Regions from separate parts of the Homo sapiens genome. Here region 2 is linked to region 1. A link is a contact called in ENCODE Hi-C or POLR2A ChIA-PET data. All regions are on one chromosome and are shown on one strand. The core of a region is the stretch at or near the end of the contact, and the rest is flanking DNA. Distances in the headings are between cores, read along the strand shown.

What was found. A loop is a pair of places that touch in the nucleus more often than their neighbours do. ChIA-PET counts read pairs that join two places held with the same protein, here RNA polymerase II (POLR2A). Pooled maps may share reads with other maps.
Region 2: a loop to region 1 is called in a map of gastrocnemius medialis, with 7 times the contacts of the local background. The contact joins two enhancer-like sites. A Hi-C loop is called at or near these places in 2 of 168 maps with a recorded cell type or tissue (endothelial cell of umbilical vein and gastrocnemius medialis) and 5 of 50 pooled maps. POLR2A ChIA-PET finds 5 or more read pairs at or near these places in 7 of 52 experiments (AG04450, GM10248, GM12878 and 4 more).

What each region holds. Positions count from the first base shown.
Region 1 is chr11:111,691,609-111,697,756 of GRCh38, forward strand. The region is part of intron 4 of SIK2 (salt inducible kinase 2); the gene reads left to right. It also overlaps a transcript of PPP2R1B not described here. Among named protein-coding and RNA genes, the nearest start is that of PPP2R1B, 72 kb to the right of the region's middle. RefSeq lists an enhancer at 1,014-1,527. Within about 2 kb of position 3,428, at least 3 of the 41 ENCODE cell types and tissues checked have a DNase peak (open chromatin) inside an H3K27ac peak, as active enhancers do; they include gastrocnemius medialis, where a contact is called at or near this core.
Region 2 is chr11:111,727,703-111,733,850 of GRCh38, forward strand. It overlaps SIK2 (salt inducible kinase 2), which reads left to right. Exons shown (of 15, transcript NM_015191.3): 15 at 1-3,153. It also overlaps a transcript of PPP2R1B not described here. Among named protein-coding and RNA genes, the nearest start is that of PPP2R1B, 36 kb to the right of the region's middle. RefSeq lists an enhancer at 4,945-5,761. Within about 2 kb of position 3,674, at least 22 of the 41 ENCODE cell types and tissues checked have a DNase peak (open chromatin) inside an H3K27ac peak, as active enhancers do; they include gastrocnemius medialis, where a contact is called at or near this core.

The DNA.
Region 1 (6,148 bases), core at 2,178-4,677:
GGTCCATCATTCTATGGTTGTACATTTAGTGTCCCTGCTTCCATTCATTACAAGCAGACACACACACACATGTGTGCACAGAGTATATCTAAGCACTCAAATTTTCTTGCCCACACTTAATTCTCTATCATCTCCACTATCCTCAAAAATTTTAGTAAATGTTTATTAAGCTTCTACTCTGCTCTTGGACTAAGTCCTGGATATTCATACATTTCAAGACAAAAACAGCAGCAGTGACAAAAAGCTTAACTCTGCTCTTACCTCAAGGAGTTAATCAAATAAGAACCAGACCTTTAAGTTAATATAACACAAAAAGATCATTGTTTTCAGGGACATGAGGCTAGGAGAAAGACTAACTCTGTCTGGAAGAATCAGGGAAATTATTAGCTAACACTTGATTAACAAGAAGGTATTTGTGGCAGGATTGGGGATCGGGGAGACAGAGAAAGAAAGAGGGAGAGGCCAGGCTCGGTGGCTTATGCCTGTAATCCTAGCACTTTGGGAGGCCAAGACGGGCAGATTGCCTGAGCTCAGGAGTTCGAGACCAGCCTGGGCAACATGGTGAAACCTCGTCTCTACTAAAATACAGAAAATTAGCCAGGAATGGCAGCATGCGCCTGTAGTCCCAGCTACTCCGGAGGCTGAGGCAGGAGAATTGCTTGAACCCAGGAGGTGGAGGTTGCAGTGAGCTGAGATCCTGCCACTGCACTCCAGCCTAGGCAACAGAGCGAGACTCAGTCTCAAAAAAAAAAAAAAAAAAAAAAAAAAAAAAAAAAAAAACACAAAAAGGAGAGAGGGAGAGAGAGAGATAGAGATCGAGGCTGGGGTATCTGCCTCAAGCAGATGGATCCACACATGCAAAGGCTGAGAGGCCAGAGCGAATTGGAGTGGTAAGGAAACTGCAGGTATTAGCCAGTGAGAATGATAGGAAAAAAGCCAGGAGAGGCGGGCATGGGCCAGATCATTCACGTGCTATAAAGTGTTTAGATGGATTCCAATGTCTTTAAAGAATTTCTCTAGGATATTTATTTTTATCTGTAAATTTTATAACTTCTTGATGGCCCTGATTTTCTTTAAGGATCATCTTCTTATCTCTGAGAACTCTTAAATCTTAATGGAATCTAACACATGGGAAAAATAGGGCTCTGTGGGAAGAAATTACAAGAACCCTTACAAAGTTATTCCCTCAAATTATACTTTTTTCTGGGTTTTTTTTTTGGCTTATGAAAATCTCTTTAATTGCAAAATAAGCTGAATAAATGAACTGCTTTAGCCATCTTGTATATTGAAATTGAAGAGAAGCACAAAATTAAAATATTTTTGTGTTTATAAAACAAAATGGAATAGAAGTATCAAACATGGTTCATTTTAATAAATAACAGAAACATGGCTTTGAGATCAGTTTCCAGGTTTTGTTTTCCCCGTGGGTAAAAACTTGAGACAGGCCGGGCGCAGTGGCTCACGCCTGTAATCCCAGCACTTTGAGGGGCCAAGGTGGGCGGATCACGAGGGCAGGATTTCGAGACCATCCTGGCCAACATGGTGAAACCCCGTCTCTACTAAAAATACAAAAATTAGCTGGGCATGGTGGTGCATGCCTGTAATCCCAGCTACTCAGGAGGCTGAGGCAGGAGAGAATCGCTTGAACCAGGGAGTCAGAGGTTGCAGTGAGCCGAGATTGTGCCACTGCCCTCCAGCCTGGTGACAGAGGAGACTCCGTCTCAAAAAAAAAAAAAAAACTTGAGACACTAATGAGCCATGGATTCACCCACACCAGTGTGTACTCATTGCCTCAACCATGAGACCTGCAACCTTTGTAAAAAGTGAGTGTGAGGACATTCACAGTAGGAGGCTGAATGCAAATACTGGCTTTCAGTAGTTTTAGTAATTGCAGTACTATTTCCACCTGTTTTGGCCCTGGCTGTTCAGGCATTAAGTTGAGAATAAAATAGATGAGGAATATTTAGTTTTATTCTCCAACTTTCCCAATCTAAAATGTTTATAATAAATACTTAAATAAGGATAAAAATCTATGAATTAATCACACGTCAAACAGGGCTTCATGTAGAGTACTGAGTTGAGTAGCAGTGCTGGTGCAAATTCTGTCTGTGCCACTTAGTAGCTATAACCTTGGGCCGATTATTTACACTTTCTAGGCCTGAGTTTCCATATCTATTAAATACAAATCTGTTTTTCAGGAACAGATTATAGGGATTGGTGATAATATTGGAGACAGGGAGTCGATGTAGGGTAATAGGTCAGAGTATGGGCTGTGTAGTCAGGATACCTGAGTTTGAATCCTATCTCTGCCACTTACTAGCTTTGTGACCTTGACCACGTTTCCTGACTTCTCTCTTCTCAGTTTCCTTATCTGTAAAGGGAGAGTGATAAAAGTTCATATCTCATAGTGATTATTACTTGAGTTGATATTTGTAGGGTACTTAGAACAGTGCCCGGCACACAGTGCTAGTTAACTGTTTGTTAAATAAATTGTTAGATAAAGCTCCTGGCACCATGTAAACACTCAATACAAGGTAGCTATTATTTGTATTCAATGTATAATTGATTCCCTGTGAAAACAAAGCCTTAAAATTTTAATAGCCATATAACCCTCTCGGCATGTTTTTTTAATTAACTAAGGCTTTAAAGCCTTATTAATACAAACCTTTTAGGACCAAGGAAAGTTTTTCACATATTCTCAATTGTCTCTGGTTGATGCAACTTAATTTTTTGCTGAGAGAGACCTTAAATGTAATTAGTATTGTATAATTAGCCTGATTAATCTGACCTGTACATCACGAGTCACTTGTCTTTAGCCCAAGAGGAATGCTTCCTTTCTGATTTGAGGCAGTGGCCCATCATTGCTTCTAGCAACCTTCCTACTTACTAGATGACCTTGAGTCAAGGTTTCTGTATATATGATTTCAGATTTGTCCCCTAGAACTGAAAAAGGGTAGGAGAGGCAAAGATAGGAAAAATATTTTTTAAAAATTTTTAAGTATTTTATTTTTATTGGGAAAATATTTATTGTAAGTCTTCCATTTGTTATCCTTCTGCCACTAGCATTACGTAAAAAGTAAAAAGAGCTTTACATCAAAAAGCACAATGAAACTTTGTATCCTTAAGTCCTACTTAGCATTCCACAGTAAGCTGGGAATATGGAAGATGGCTCAAAGGGTTTGGTTTGATTTGATTTTTTTTTCCCTCTTCATTTCTCTTCCCCTTCATTTAAGCTAAGGAAGATTATTTATTTGCTTCTTAGCTCATTGAACTCTCTGACTGGACAAATAGATGTCTTACATTGGTCAGCAGGATCACATTTCATCTCAACTGTGATGATTGTTCCCTTCCCTCCTGTCAGATGGGAGAGTGACTGATGTTTGGAAATGAACTGTGCAACTGACCTTTTCGTGCTGGTGGGCAACAAAGTATGCATTGACGTCAGTGTTGGCCGATCCACATTCAGTTTGTGCAATGGGTCAGCTTCATCTCTATCACTCTCCACCTCTCATTTGTCAGCTTTCATTTCCTCATAATTGTCTTCTTCACTCCTATTATAATTACAAAGGATGTGTAACTCTTCATCGAGGCTGGGTAGCTGAATTCTGCTGGTAATTTTAGAAACAAGGATAAATTTAACCCTAAAGCCATCTGCTGCTCTGTAGGAGGATTTTTTAAATTATAAATTAGACATTATAACACACTGCTGGAGATTAAAAATTGCCTCAGTGGTGTTGATTCCTAGAAATCATTTACTTTTCCTTAGCTTGAAGATTGGTTTTCAATGTTTTGTGTGCTTTTTTCCTGTTTTAAAAAAAAGGACTTAGTTTAACCTAACGATTTTCTTATTTAATCTCCTATTTAAATAAAAAACCTAAAAGTATTTAGCAAGTGTAATCTTTTGCAACAGTAAACATTGACAAACTGTTTAAATCTTATGTATATTTTTCACCGCCTCTGTTTTATTCTGTTTTCTGGCTAGTCAAAAAGTGGTCTGGAGACCAGCAGCATGAGCATCACATCAGAGCTTGTTACAAATGCAGAATCTGAGGCCCATCCCTAAATGTACTGAGTCAGAATCTGCACTTTAGCAGTTTCCCCAGGTGATTTATATACATGTTAGTATTTGATTTATTTCATTATTTCATTCCAACAAACAGAATTCTCCATTTTGTATTTGGTTCCCATTAGACAACAATCATCAGAGTTAGCTTATTTACTCTATGCAAGACCCTCTTATTCCTAAAACATTGTGCCTTTGCTAATGATGTTTGGGCACTGATAATTTATATAATTTAGTGATGACAGTGATAATGGTTTTTGTTAGGACCATATAGGTCAGTCAGTCAACTTTCAAAATACAGAGCAGAAAACAATAGCAGCTCTAGGGCTGTGTTCAGATATATCCTTGGTCTGCTGCGGCTGGTTAATTAAGTAAGAGACAGAGGACTCAGCTTTTGAGGCCTAGTTGATTTTCATGAGAGTCGATAACTGATCTGTAATTAAAGACTCTACCCCTAATCCTCTTCTATAAATATTTCAGGCCATATAGAACCCAGGTGAGAGAATATGAATACAAATTGGAGAAGACTAAGGAATCATGAGGCTAAATGCAATGTGGAATCCCTGAACTGAAAAGGAACATGTGACAAAACTCATGAAATGTTAAGTCTGTAGTTTAATTAATAGTAGTGAATCAGTGTTTTGATAATTGAAGCTTAGTTTTGATAATTATACTGTAGGTATGTAAAATGTTAACATTAGAGGAAGCTGGGTGAAGGGTATGGGGAATTCTGAATTTACTGTTGCAACTCTTCTATAAATCTAAAAGTATTTCAAAATTAAAAGTTTAAAAAAGTCAAAATGAAGCCACGTGGCATGGCATAAATGTTTTGTTTATAATAGCAAGCAGAATGTCTGAGGAACATAGCCATAGTTTTAGGTATTAACCTGCATATCACAATTAGAGAAGACATTAAACTAGAAAGATGTTTGCTTTCTAGCAGGGCTAGGCTGGATCTGAGTCTGGTAGAGAGAGAGACGAATGCCCAAGTGATTGTTTTCATAATGTTTTCCAAAAGTCAGATGATGATGTGGAGTCTTATTATTTTGTGTTGTTGCAAGACTTCTGTGTTTGTACAGTGGTTGACATGTGTATGGAATGCTGATGTTTAATGAAGGAATGAATGAATGTGGTTAGTATGATGAAGCATGAGTATAGTCCATTTCATTTGAATAAATGGCAGTAAGAAATAAATCCTGCATTTTCACATTTCATTCCCCCCCTACTCACCTCCCACTTCACTATATGCATTTAGGCAGAAAGCTGCAGACTGGGTGAAGCAAGTTATCCAGATTCCTGTGAAGAAATTAAAAGGCTCTTATTTTTAAGTGTCTTTTGCTGCCACTTTTTAACCCTGACAATTATTAACTTCTTCAAAAATAACTATTTTTGACATGCCAGTGAGAGACATAAAGGTGGTGGTTAACAATGAAGGCTCGAAGTAGTTAAACTTGGTTTCTATTCCACTGCTGCAACTTAGTAGCTAGCTGTATAACCTCTGGCAAAATACTTAACTTTATACCCTCACTTTCTCCTAAAATAAGGATACTTCATAGAACTAAGAAGAAATTATCTTCAGAGAGTTTAAATCAGCTCCTGTCACATAGTAAAGCACTTTTAAGAGGTGGGAACAACATATTCATCTAGCAGATCTTTATCGAGCAGCTGTTGTCTGCAGATGATATGCTGAGAGCTGGGAGTACAGAATGTTGTCCCCCATTCCCTGCTCCCGAGGAACTTAGTCTGATGGGATAGACAGATAAGTAAAATAATAAATAATAATAGCAATGATAGCTTCTGTTTATTGACTACCTACTATGTTTCAATCGCAATATAATATCTATTTCTATTAATTCAACTACTTCATGAAATGTAAGTGTTGTCCCTATTTTTCAAATGAGGAAACCAAGGCTCTAAGAAGTTAAGTAATTTGTCCAAGATTGCATAGCTAATAGAAAACCCAGGATTTGATCCCCAATCTGCCTAACACCAAAGTCTTCCTTAACCCATTCTTCAGATGATTACAAATACAGTGTTTGGCAGAGGGCAGTGGCTCACACCTGTAATCCCAGCACTTTGGGTGCT
Region 2 (6,148 bases), core at 2,424-4,923, 36 kb after region 1:
GATGTGGGGAGAAGGATATTCTCAGCTCCAGAGTGATTAGGTGATCAGCCAGAAACTAAGGCAAGGTGACAAGCAGCAGCCTGGAGTCACAGTTGGTCCCAGGCGTGTGGGCACTAAGCAGCCTCTGGAGACATGCGGGCAGTTGAGGATGCAAGGACACAGTGAGTGAGTGGCGCTCCTTTTTGGGGTCCTCCAGCCTCTAGTCAAGCCCCAGGTTCGTAAATATGTTTGTATTACATTTTAAAACCTGTATCAACAGTCACATTTAAGCTCCCTATTGGTTTAAAGAAAATTCATACTCCAGGTAACTTTTTCCCATTCGACCTCCTATAGAGACAATATGCAGTGTGTCATTTCACAGTCTCAGTCCCTGTGAACAGTGGCTGACACCGGTGCCAGGGCTGACCTGCTACACTCAAACTCCTAAACTGGGCTGCCTCTAACTGCCTCCTGGGAAGCCACCCGAGCCACTCGGTCTCTTTGTGCCTAAACATGAAAGGTGAAAATTGGAGAACAGGGAAGCTCGTAAGTTGGAGTCATTGTACAGGCAGGGATCTTTGATCATTTTGTTGCTTCTGGAATTTATTTAATTTTTTTTTTTTTTGAGACAGAGTCTCGCTCTGTCACCCAGGCTGGAATGCAGTGGCGTGATTTCAGCTCACTGCAACCTCCACCTCCTGGGTTCAAGCCATTCTCCTGCCTCAGCCTCCCAAGTAGCTGGGACTACAGGTGTGTGCTACCGCATCCAGCTAGTTTGTATATTTTTAGTAGAGATGGGGTTTCACCATGTTGTCCAGGCTGATCTTGAACTCCTGACCTCAGGTGACCCACCCACCTTGGCCTCCCAAAGTACTGGGATTACAGGTGTGAGCCACCACACCCGACCTGGAATTTTTTTATAGAACTTATCTTCAGAGCAATGTATGAAAGACAAGAGCAGTATCAGCCGGGCGCGGTGGCTCACGCCTGTAATCCCAACACTTTGGGAGGCCAAGGCAGGCGGATCACGAGGTCAGGAGATTGAGACCATCCTAACACAGTGAAACGCCGTCTCTACTAAAAATACAAAAAATTAGCCGGGCGTGGTGGTGGGCGCCTGTAGTTCCAGCTACTCGGGAGGCTGAGGCAGGAGAATGGCGTGAACCCGGGAGGTGGAGCTTGCAGTGAGCCAAGATCGTGCCACTGCACTCCAGCCTGGGCGACAGAGCAAGACTCCACCTCAAAAAAAAAAAAAAAGACAAGAGCAGTATCATCTGCCTCTGTTTCTAAACTGGACAAAGAGATTTTCTTAAAGTTTCTATCATCTCCCTTCTGACAGGTTCTACAGTGTGGTCTGAAGCACCTGTAATGTCAGAGCCCTTGTCTGGCCCTTGGTGGCAGGTGAACGAAAGCAGTGGAGCCTCTCACCTTCCAGTAGCCTCTCACATTCTTATTTTACCATTTTTGTCCTAATTAAGGTAGCCTAGCTGATTCTAGAAGACAGCCATCCTACGTGCACCCCCACCTTGTGTCCACATCTTCTCCAGGCAGGTTTCAACCTATCAGCAGACTCAGGCACACACTGGGGCACAGATAGAGAACCAGGCGGCAGCAGTGCTCGCAGACCCACCCAGGGAGAGCTGTGATGGGTTCTGCCCAGATACTCTGCTCGCCCACCCACAAGGGAGCAATAGCTTATATTTGTACATTAGTTTTACCAAGCACTTTCTCTTCTAACCCTCACAACAATTCTATGAAATTAGCTGGGGAGATACTGTCCTTATTTTTCACAGCTGAAGAAACCAAAGCTTTGGGAAGTTTGTGACTTCTCTGAGATCACAGCTGGTGATAGAAGGAGCTGGGACACGCGCTTGGGTTGACTGGCTTCTGGTTTTGGTTCTCTGGCTTCTAGTGCTGGAAGAAGCCCTCTCTTTCCCTTCTCTTTCCTCAGTAGCATCTGACTCTTTTCATAAGCAAACAGCTGTATAAACAAAGCCCCCATTTTGGTCAAGCACAGGGTGAATGTGATATTGTTCCCACAACCTTATTCTCCACTCAACAGCCGCCTGGCTTTGGGGAAGAGGCCGCCTTCAGGTGACAGTGCAGCTGTCCAGGTGGCCGTGCACTGAACCAGGCTGAGGGAGACAAAAACCCCGCAGACCCGCCTGCCTTTCAGCGTCCAGTTAACTGCAGAAGTTTAGGCTCACCTCAAAGATGTCTAGTTTTTCCAAGTTACAATACAGCAGTTTCCTACAGAACACCCCCTTCCTCAATTGCCAAGGGGCCGCATCGCACGGCATCAGGCCACCACTGCAGGCCAGCAGATTCCACCCCAGGAACGGTCATGAACTCAGCCTTTGTCTCAACGAGGGGCGTAACATTTCCTTACAGTCAAGCCCCATCAACTAGAAGTGCTTATTACTTTTAGGATTAAAAAAGTAATAACAGACTTTGACTTAATACTCTGTCTTTTCAGAGGCAAAGTGGGTGGGTAGAGGGGAGCTTTAAAAATAGAAGTACAAAACAACATCCTGGAAACATATGACCCCAGATGGAATAATGTCACATTCCCCAGTGCAGATAATGGGCTGCTGCTGGCTCTGTGGTGTCTGTCTGCAGAAGATTTGCTCAGTCAAGGAAATTCAAGTGGTGAGACCTTTCCACCATGGGTGGTAAGAGAAACCTGCCTTCACCAAAATCTCTGAAGGGGAAAGAAGTGGAGAGAAAGGTTTGCTTCACTTCGGGGACTGCAGTTTGAGAAATAAAAGGGATACAGAGATATCTGCACTTTGTAGAAAGGGCAAGATTATTTGCTTATATCTGAAGGGAGGTGGGTGGTTTTGCTGGATGTTTGGTCTGAAAGAGTTACTTTTGATAAAGTTAATCTAACTGTAGTTATATTTTCTGTGTGCTTTTTTTTAATTACTAAGAAAAAAATTGGTGAGTTCAGTAGCTTTGGTATTATGAGTGCAAATCATAATAGCTCCAATGTGAAAAAAAAAATCAAAAGTATAACTTGTCACTTAATGTTAGAAAATTGCCTAAAATGCAGTGTAATAAATAATCTCTGTACCAAATAGTAATTTAAATGGGGTAATTTTCTGCAAGGAAAATGTACTGTTTTTATGTTTCCAACCCTCTTGAATTAAAATAAAAACAACTTCTTTTCTAAGAGCCCGGGTGATGTGAATGTCAGGTTAATGCGATAGGGTTTTTGCCTCATCGGGCCTTGGGTGGAATTTTTAGAGTATGGAAGGTGGCTGTGTTCTCTGAGTTCTGGTGCTCATTTCAGGCTGCAGAAAAGGACAGTGGATAATATGTTCTCATTGACGTCAGCAGGGTAAATAATACCTTGCTCTGAATCGCCCGAGTACACGTTAGCCGCTGCAGATCGCTGACGGAAGCACTGCTAACCGCAGCCTGCACAAGGACAGGGCCCTGCTGGGCACTGCTTAATTACTGCTCCTTGATTCTCAGAGTCCCAGGGCAAAGCGCATCAGCCCAGGTAGCCTGGGCAAGGGCCTCATGCCGCGGTAGGAGGAGGGGAGGCAGATGCAGGGGTCCCCGAGGACAGGCAGCTACAGGGCAGGGGCTGGAAATGGGAGGGGAGGTGCTGCGAGCTGCCAGGCAAAAGACACTGCTACTTAGTCACGATGTCACATCTTCTCTGGGGTCTGCCAAAGGCCTCGACACTGCACGTGCGCTCACACAGTGCATTCCCTCACATGGGCGGGGCACCCTTTTGAGGCCCAGCTCCACGCCCTCAGGGTGCTGGAGGCACCATGTGCCAAGCTGCTCTCCTGCATCCTGGACCTGTTTCAGTGCCAGGCCCTGAGTGAAAGGCCACTGTTATATCCAGCTTGCTGGCAGCAGGATCTCGACTGAAATTTGGTTTCACTCAAACCATTCCAATTAAGCCCATGCTATAGAACATTGACAGTTCCCTCCCTGCGGGGTGAGCCGCTGGTCTCTGGGTAGCGGTGGGAAGGTGCAGTCGGCAGGGCCCACACTGGCAGAGGCTGGAAGGAGCGGAGCCCTCTCCACCAACGTCCACTGCTGCCTGACTCTGCTGACAATAGCTCAGTTCTGCCTTAAACTGGTGGTTACCCCTTGGCTACCCAAAATTTCAGTATTGCTGAGTTTCATTTCTTTTTTAAGGAAAGCACTAAATTTCAGTAACAATGTTTTCCCTTTCCCACCAGATTTCTCCATCATTCTTATTCTGTGTTGCCAAAAACAACTCCAATGCCCCAGGACGCAGGCAAAATAACAGACCAGTGGCCAGCTAGGCCCCAACCCCGCACTCCCCAGGACACTCTTCAGTTCTGCAGCCTTTGTGAGTCGAAGGCTCCAGCAGGGTGGGGAAGGAGAGCAGCAGGGAGGCCTGCACCCCAAACCCAGGGCCTCTGCCCAGTGGATGGAACCAGACAGCAGTGCCTGCACTTCCCAAGTTCTCCATCAAGACGCAGGACAGGTGGGAACAGGGCCCAAGGTTCTGTTCCTGGCGAGCAGCTGCTTTCTGCCCCACTAGATCTTAAATCGAGGACTCAGAGATCCCCTTGACATGCAAGCTATGGACTATTCCCAAAGAGCATGTACACAGACCCAGAACTTCGGACACAGAATTTCAGGACAGGAGTTGGTTCCTGGGCCCCCGAGGCCCCCCTCCCCACCAGGGACCAAAGTTAGGAACCCCTGACTCAGCCTCTGCTCTCTCAAAAGTTCTTGGCCAGGTGCTGTGGCTGACACCTGTAATCCCAACACCTTGGGAGGCAGAGGCAGGTGGATCATCTGAGGTCAGGAGTTCAAGACCAGCCTGGCCAACATGGTGAAACCCCATCTCCACTAAAAATACAAAAATTAGCCAGGTGTGGTGGCGGGCGCCTGTAATCCTAGCTACTCTGGAGACTGAGGCAGGAGAATCACTTGAACCTGGTAGGCAGAGGTTGCAGTGAGCTGAGATCGCACCACTGCACTCCAGCCTGAGCGACACAGCAAGACTTCATCTCAAAAAACAAATAAACAAACAAACAAAGCTCAGAGGGACCCTCCCTGCTGATGGGTTCTCATCCCTCCCTGGGTGGATCCAGGTGACAGGGAGCCTCCTGCTTGCCAGCAGCCCGTGGGCACCATGGGAGGAAGTTCTGGGCTTTGTGCACTAAATCCTGGGTGCTATGTGGCTACAAAGGAAATGTCACCTGCACAGAACATGGCTGCTCTGCCCTTCTCATTTCAGCCCCACCAGTGACTTCAAAAGCTGAGCAGCCCTTGAGCGATGGATTATCGCACAGGAATCATCCTGGACAACGTCCCTTAGGAGGCAGATGTGGGTCCTGACTGAGGCGAAGGGGCTGGGCCCTCCCTCAGACACAGGGGCCACTGGCACACCTGCCTCCCCCCAGGTATGAAGCTGTGCCCACAAATCACTCAGGCCAAACCCAAGGTCAGGCAGGGCAGAGAGCTTGCCAGGCGCCTCGGCCACTGTTCTTTCCAGCAAGCCTTCCTGCTGCTGCCTCCCTTTGTCCGTGTTTCTGGGGGGATTTCCTAGGGCAGACTGACTCAGAGCTGCTCTGAAATTGGCAAAGAGAGATTCCAAGCCCAGGGAAAGCATGAGCTGGGCTGAGCCCCCGAGCCAGCACAGTGTCTGGGAGGGTGGAGACAGGAGGGAGCCACAGCATGGGAAGCGGACTTCCCCTGGAGCCGAGCCCCCAAAAGCTGGATAAGCAGAAAAGCTCAGAAAATGTGGGCCCAGAGGAAAATGAGGCATTAGGGATTGAGCTTCTCAAAGGGAGAACTGAGTCACTCTCTCCTCAGGTCGGCTGGGACAGTTCTGGCTCCAGCTCCTCACTCCCCAAAAGTGAAATGCCCCGAGTGGGGCTGACTGACAAATCAGACCCTGAGGAGACTGTTCATTGTCACCCCAGGGCCACCCACATAGTTGGGGGTGGGACACAATGGAATGGAGGAAAAGCCCACCAAGCCCTTTCCTCCAAGCACGCCACACATAGCTCCCGGAGCGCACAGCCTTGCCTGTCTCTTCTGTCTGGGATCCGCCAGAACTGCCTTCCAGTCGCTACAGAGCCCAAATGCTTAGCAGTGCCCCTGTGCCAGCAAAGTGAGGGCTGAAGGGCAGGCAGGCAGTGGAAGGGAACCAGGGATGAGAGGGCCA